2 separate regions of the Homo sapiens genome follow, and region 1 is linked to region 2. A link is an interaction called in ENCODE POLR2A ChIA-PET data of the cell type or tissue named here. Cell type or tissue: PC-9. All regions are shown on one strand.

What was found. Peaks named below come from ENCODE experiments on the same cell type or tissue, not always from the same donor. Only the 100,000 strongest peaks of a DNase experiment are listed, where the experiment ranks them.
Region 1: POLR2A ChIA-PET joins it to region 2 with 12 read pairs; 9 of 35 experiments call an interaction of 5 or more read pairs at or near these places.

Annotation. Positions count from the first base shown.
Region 1 is chr10:6,404,350-6,408,349 of GRCh38, reverse strand. The region is part of intron 1 of LOC124902370 (a long non-coding RNA gene); the gene reads left to right. It also overlaps a transcript of PRKCQ not described here. Among named protein-coding and RNA genes, the nearest start is that of LINC02656, 56 kb to the right of the region's middle. In PC-9, a CTCF peak has its summit at 1,888; a DNase peak (open chromatin) is centred at 1,969.
Region 2 is chr10:6,289,265-6,293,264 of GRCh38, reverse strand. It overlaps a transcript of PFKFB3 not described here and the pseudogene SDCBPP1. Among named protein-coding and RNA genes, the nearest start is that of LINC02649, 35 kb to the left of the region's middle. In PC-9, no CTCF peak of the experiment used is centred here; DNase peaks (open chromatin) are centred at 454, 1,944 and 2,414; H3K27ac peaks cover 2,051 bases.

The DNA of each region.
Region 1 (4,000 bases), 120 kb before region 2:
AAAAAAACTAAATCCATCAATCAAACCTGAGTTTGGTCAAATGTCTATGTCCAAGTACTAATTTGTAAGAAATACAGAACACAGAATAATATGTCAAAGTACACCCTGGAGATGTAATCAGCAAAATCTAAACTGAGCAATTCCCTAAGATAAGTGTCAATAAATAAATTGCAAGGAAAAGTAGGGGAGATAAAACTATAGGTCCAATACAACTTAAAAGACATCAGTGAATCACAGTATATGGCCCTTATCCGGATCCTGATTCCAAAAAATGTAAAAAAAAAAAAAAAAAAAAAAAAAAAACTGACACAAGACCACTGGAAATTTGAACAACTGACTAAAGACTTGATACTACTAAACATTAATGTTAATTTTCTTGGTGTGATAACAGTATTGTGGCTAGGTTTTAAAAAGAACATTTTTAGAGAAGTTTCAAGATAGATATATCATTTTATACTTATTTACAAATACACATAAGGATTTTACAGATAAAATGATATGATATATGGGATTTGCTTGAATACTAGGGAGAATGAGTTAGGTGGGGATATGGATGAAACAAAATTGGCCATGAATTGAATCTAGATAATGGGACCATGGAGATTCATTACACTGTTCTGTCTGTTACATGAACACACACACCACACACACCATGTATGTACACGTCACATGCACATACCACACACATTCATTCACATGCAACCCATATACACACATCATATATGCGAACACCACAGATGTGCATGTCCCATGCACATACCACACACAATCACACATTCACACGCCATACACACATGCCATACACACACATGAACACACCATACACATGACACAAACACCATACATACACACCATACACACACACACACACACACACACTGAACATGTACACCACACATGCATGCATGCGCACACATGTAGCTTTCCAAGCACACCACATGCTTGCTTCTGGGCCCGACACAAGCTGCTGCCTGGAAGTCATTCCCCCTCACTTGAACGCCTCCTCCTGATTTCTGCTCCAATATTGCCCCCTCCAGATGCCTCTTATGCCCCCACTCATCCCCTCACACCCCCCACACCCCGGCACCATGCACGCCCACTGCATTCAGGACTGGGTGCTCGCTTACCTGCAAGCTCAGCCGGCATGGGATTGCATCTTCTCTGTCTCATGTCTCCAGCCCGCAACAGAGCTGAACATTTGCAGAGTGAAAGTTGGATAGATGAATTACCAAATTCTTTAGAGTGATCTGTTAGAACCCATAGCTCTTTTTGGGTTTGTGAAATTAGAAAAATGATGCCTGTGGTTTTTAAACTTCACTCATTGATCTTTTCAAAGGGCTTTACCCCCGAGGAAATACAAAGGATGGTATATTTTGCATATTCGAAGTGCATTCGTTCATTTCAACTTTATTAGCTGTGCTTAAATCATCATACTGAAAATGCATGTTTCTGTACTCATATGAGACATTCTAATTAATCTTACACTAGATCAACCAAACATTTGCATCTTGTAGCTGAAAAGTATCGTTTAAAAGTGGCTGAAACTCTGCTTCCTTGTTGGTTTTGACAGTGGTGAGTGAGTACCCATGGTAATGACGGTGAGCCATTCCCTCAGTGCCTCAGGCGGCACATCTTACTCCAGAATGAACATATTATCATAAGATCTGCACAAAGACATATTCGTTTCATGGCATTATTCAGAACTGTTTTGTGTCTATAAAAATTATAATAGCCTTCTGGTTAAACATAACACATTGACTAGAAAGTGACTCTCTTTTTCCTTTTTCAAAAAAACTTTATTGAAACATTAAAATAAACTGGGAAAGTAATTTAAAATTGTAATTAAAAATTACTCAGTACCATACAACAAATTCTGCATTGGTATAATCTGCAATCACAATTTTAGCCACTGGGGAGCGACTTCAGCAAACATTATTTTACAGCCGAATTCTGGAACCACAGGTTAGAGCTCAAAAGAACACGGGCCCCATTGTGCAAATTTTTCCTACTTTAGTCATGAAAAAAAAAAAAAAGTAGTTTGATTATTTGGTGTTAGAAACTGTCTGGAACACAGTTCTGAATTTTAAAAAGAACAATTTTAGGATGATATAGGCACTCTAAGGCATCTCCAGTTTCTAACATAAGTTAATTCTAACCCAAGGATTTTTCTAAAATGTTGTATATTTTAAATTCACACAATGCTTTAGATTTCACTCCTTATAATCTAATCTCAATTCCAAAGGGCATTATTATCATAATGCTCTTTCTCCATGTTGGTAAAATATGAAAAGTGTTAGTTGCAACAAAGGCCCAAAACAAATGGCCCAAATGTCCTCCAGGATGGGCCCTCTGAATGTGCGAGCTCTTGGTAGCAACATGCCTGACTTGAGGTTATACCAAGAAGAAATCATCATTCCCACTGAGGGTCTCCCAGCTGCATGGAAATGGGACAACATTGGTAACAGGTGCCAACCTGTGAGATTTTGGAGCTGTCATTGCTCCCCATGGGCACATGGGTGCACCAGTCATAGAGTACCATAAAGTAGCCAGCACTCCCGCACTTGTCCTTCAAAGCCTGACCCTTCCAGTAGCAGCAATCAGCTTCCTCTAGACCTAGAATCATGCGACAGTCCATTTGCAAAGAGCAGGATAAAGAACTTGAGCCATCTAGTGGGCTCTTGGGCATAGTTGGGAAGACGCAAGGCAAATTCCCTCTTCCAAAATATCCACCTTCCCATTCCACCACACTTAACACTTGGCTATTAAAAACCTTATTCTTGAGGTCAGAAAGACTTGCGGGGCGCTGGAGTTCCCCAGTGAAAATGCCAATAGCACTGGGTAATAAACACGTAAGTTATTGTCATGGGTGATTTGCAAACCTGCCAGCAAGGCAGTGAGCAGTTCCCTGGGTGGGGTCCAGGACGCAAAAGGAGAGAGTTCACGAAAGTCAAGATGAGAGGACGGCAAACGGAGAGCTGCCCAGTGCACAGATCTGCCTGAAGGAACACTGCTTCCCAAGGAAACACATCTGTTTGTTGTGAAGCTCTCACTATGAAAAACAGAATCTGACCGGGCGCGGTGGCTCACGCCTGTAATCCCAACACTCTGGGAGGCTGAGATGGGCAGATTGCTTTAGCTCAGGAGTTTGAGACCAGCCTGGCCAACATGGTGAAACCCTGTCTCTACCAAAAATACAAAAAATTAGCAGGGTGTGGTGGCGTGCACCTGTGGACCCAGCTATCTGGGAGGCTGAGGTTGGAAGATCACTTGTGGGAGGCAGAGATTGCAGTGAGCTAAGATTGTGCCACTGCACTCCAGCCTAGACAACAGAGTGAGACCCCATGTCAGAAGGAAAGAAAGAAAGAAAGAGAGAGAGAGAGAAGGAAGGAAGGATAGAAGGAAGGAAGGAAGGGAAGGGAAGGGAGGAAGGAAGGAGGGAGGAAGGAGAGAGAGAGAGAAAGAAAGAAAAAAGGAAAGAAAGGAAGGAAGAGAAAGAAAGAAGGAAAGAAAGAAAGAAAGAAGGAAAGAAAGAATGAAAGAGAGAGAGAAAGAAGGAAGGAAGGAGTGAAGGAAGGAAGAAAGGATGGAAGGAAGGAAGGGAAGGGAGGAAGGAAGGAGGGAGGAAGGAGAGAGAGAGAAAGAAAGAAAAAAGGAAAGAAAGGAAGGAAGAAAGGAAAGAGAGAAAGAAAAAGAGAAAAAAGGAAAGAAAGGAAGGAAGAAAGGAAAGAGAGAAAGAAAGAGAGAAAGAGAGAGAGAAAAAAAGAAAGAAAGAAAGAGAAAGAAGGAAGAAAGGATGGAAGTAAGGAAGGAAGGGAAGGAAGGAAGGAGGGAGGAAGGAGAGACAGAGAAAGAAAGGAAAGAGAGAAAGAAAGAAAAAAGGAAAAAAGGAAGGAAGAAAGGAAAGAGAAAGAAAGAGAGAAAGAAAGAGAAAAAAGAAAGAAAGAAGGAAAGAAAGAAAAGAAAGAACGAAAGAAAGAATGAATCCATTGTCAGAGTCTGG
Region 2 (4,000 bases):
GACAGAAGGTCACTGGACTGAAGGACTCTCAAATTGCAGACATACTGTCAACATCTGGGACTCGAGTTACTATTACAATCATGTCTTCTTTTATCTTTGAACAGATTAAGTGGATGACACCAAGCATGATGAAAAGCCTAATAGACCACACCATTCCTGAGGGTTTAAAATTCATCACACGACGGAAATGTAGCTGAACGTCTCCGTTTCCTTCTTTGGCAACTTCTGTATTCTGCACGTGAGGCTTTCTGGGGCCAGCAATTGAGCATACGCTGCATGAGGATCTTTCCATCTCACATTATGGCTGGGAATCTTACTGTTTCATCTGATAACCTGTTCAGATTTCAAGAGAGCTGTAGCCTTATCCTGGTTTTATAGAGGTGAAACTTTCAAGAGATTTACTGACTTTCCTGGAATAGTTGCTTTTCCGGAAACCTGATACTTTCATAAGCCATTGTGATTAGAATGACTGATACAGGCTTAGCTTTGTGTGAGAACCAGTCACCTTTCTCCTAGGCCATGAGAAGTGCTGTTCATGTTACTTTAGTTCTATGGGATGTTTGCATTTTTAACACATTCTACCACAGTACACTTAGAATGATTGCCCTTGATAGTTTTTTTTTTTTTTAATTCTGTGTATGTGTGTATAAAATGCCAATTAAGAACACTGGTTTCGGGCCAGGCACGGTGGCTCACGCCTGTAATCCCAGCACTTTGGAAGGTTGAAGTGGGCAGATCACGAGGTCAGGAGATCGAGACCATCCTGGCTAGTAGAGATGGTGAAACCCTGTCTCTACTAAAAATACAAAAAAATTAGCTGGGTGTGGTGGTGGGCGCCTGTAGTCCCAGCTACTCGGGAGGCTGAGGCAGGAGAATGGCATGAACCCAGGAGGCGGAGCTTGCAGTGAGCCGAGATTGCGCCACTGCACTCCAGCCTGGGCGACAGAGTGAGACTCTGTCTCAAAAAAAAAAAAAAAAAAAAAAAAGAAAAAAAAAAAGTACACTGGTTTCGGCTGGGTGCTGTGGCTCACACTTGTAATCCCAGCACTTTGGGATGCTGAGGTGGGAGGATCACTTGAGATCAGGAGTTCGAGACCAGCCTGGCCAACATGGTGAAAACCTGTCTCTACTAAAAATATAAAACTTAGCCAGGCATGGTGGCACATGCCTGTAATCCCAGCTACTCGGGAGGCTGAGGCAGCAGAATTGCTTGAACTCGGGAGGTGGAGGTTGCAGTGAGCCAAGATCAAACCACTGTATGCCAGCCTAAGCAACAGAGTGAGACTTTGTCTCAAAAAAAAAAAAAAAAAAAAAAAAAACCACTGGTTTCCTTCCACGTAAGCATTAAACAGTGTATGTAGGTTGTAAGAGATGGTGATGATTGTTCTGAAATCTTAACTACCTTCACTTAATGTGCTTGAACTGTCGCCTTAACTGTGTTAAGCATCCAGACTAAAAGCTGAAATAGAATTACTGCTGCCTTTCTAAAACGCAAAATGTGGTTCTCTATTAATCTGAAATGTACACTAGCCCAGAGCAGTTTAATGATACTTAACGAGCTATAGCATAGCATAGCTGCTTAGTTGTATTTGAGATTTTCTAGTCAATGCATAATGGAAACTTCTTTCTTCTGAAAGTTGCCAGTAGCACTATAGATTGAATGTAAAAATTGTTCTAGTAAACAGGACACTTTTTTTTTTTTTTTTTTTGAGACAGAGTCTCACTTATTCCACTGCCCAGGCTGGAGTGCAGCGGCACAATCTCTGCTCAATGCAACCTCTGCCTCTTGGGCTTGAGCAATTCTCCTGCCTCAGCCTCTTGAGTAGCTGGGACTGCAGACATGCACCACCATGCCCAGCTAATCTTTTTATTTTTTGTGGAGACAGGGTTTCACCATGTTGACCAGGCTGACCTCAAGTGATCCGCCCACCTTGGCCTCCCAAAGTGCTGGGATTATAGGCATGAGCCACCACGCCCAGCCTGAACAAGATAAACTTTTGACTCCTCTTTTTTTTCATTTGTGGATTAAGTGGTATAATACTTAACTTTGGCATTTGACTCTGAAGATTATGTAACCTAGCCACTTCAGATGGTTTTAGAATATTTTTCTAGTAATTTGTTGCACTTCCTGATTCCTCCTTGCAAACTAAATGACAGGACACTTTATCCTGATTATTTTCTTGTTTTTGATTTATGCCTATTCTATTTTAATTAAATATGTACACATAAAGTTAAAAACAAAAATAAAAAATGAAACTCATGTATGCAACAAACATGTAATGGGAATACCACACAGAAAAAAAGAGAAAGAGACAGAAAAAAATATTTGAAGTAATAATGGATGAAAATTTTCCAAAATTAATGACAGATACCAAACCACAAAACCAGGAAGCTCAGAGGAGGATAAATACACCAAGCATGATAAATACCAAAGAAATGTACATCTAGAAAATCAAAGACAGGCCAGGCGTGGTGGCTTATGCCTGTAATCCCAACACTCTGGGAGGCCAAGGCAGGCAGATCACCTGAGGTCAGGAGTTCGAAACCAGTCTAGCCAACATGGTGAAACCCCGTCTCTACTAACAATACAAAAAAAAAGTTAGCTGGGCATGGTGGTGGGTGCCTGTAATCCCAGCTACTCAGGAGGCTGAGGCACAAGAATCATTTGTACCCAGGAGGTGGAGGTTGTAGTGAGCTGAGATCGCACCACTGCACTCCAGCCTGGGCAATAGAGCAAGACTCTGTCTCAAAAAAAAAAAAAAAAATCAAAGACAAAAAGAAAATCTTGAAAGAAGCCAGAAGATTATCTCAATAGATGCAGAAAAGGCCTTTGACAAAATTCAACAACGCTTCATGCTAAAAACTCTCAATAAATTAGGTATTGATGGGACATATCTCAAAATAATAAGAGCTATCTATGACAAACCCACAGCCAATATCATACTGAATGGGCAAAAACTGGAAGCATTCTCTTTGAAAACTGGCACAAGACAGGGATGCCCTCTCTCACCACTCCTATTCAACATAGTGTTGGAAGTTCTGGCCAGGGCAATCAGGCAGGAGAAGGAAATAAAGGGTATTCAATTAGGAGAAGAGGAAGTCAAATTGTCCCTGTTTGCAGATGACATGATTGTATATCTAGAAACCCCCACTGTCTCAGCCCAAAATCTCCTTAAGCTGATAAGCAACTTCAGCAAAGTCTCAGGATACAAAATCAATGTACAAAAATCACAAGCATTCTTATACACCAATAGCAGACAAACAGAGAGCCAAATCATGAGTGAACTCCCATTCACGATTGCTTCAAAGAGAATAAAATACCTAGGAATCCAACTTACAAGGGACGTGAAGGACCTCTTCAAGGAGAACTACAAACCACTGCTCAATGAAATAAAAGAGGATACAAACAAATGGAAGAACATTCCATGCTCATGGGTAGGAAGAATCAATATCATGAAAATGGCCATACTGCCCAAGGTAATTTATAGATTCAATGCCATCCCCATCAAGCTACCAATGACTTTCTTCACAGAATTGGAAAAAACTACTTCAAAGTTCATATGGAACCAAAAAGAGCCCGCATCGCCAAGTCAATCCTAAGCCAAAAGAACAAAGCTGGAGGCATCACGCTACCTGACTTCAAACTATACTACAAGGCTACAGTAACCAAAACAGCATGGTACTGGTACCAAAACAGAGATATAGATCAATGGAACAGAACAGAGCCCTCAGAAATAATGCCACTTATCTACAACTATCTGATCTTTGACAAACCTGAGAAAAACAAGCAATGGGGAAAGGATTCCCTATTTAATAAATGGTGCTGGGAAAACTAGCTAGCCATATGTAGAAAGCTGAAACTGGATCCCTTCCTTACACCTTACACAAAAATTAATTCAAGATGGATTAAAGACTTAAATGTTAGACCTAAAACCATAAAAACCCTAGAAGAAAACCTAGGCATTACCATTCAGGACATAGGCATGGGCAAGGACTTCAT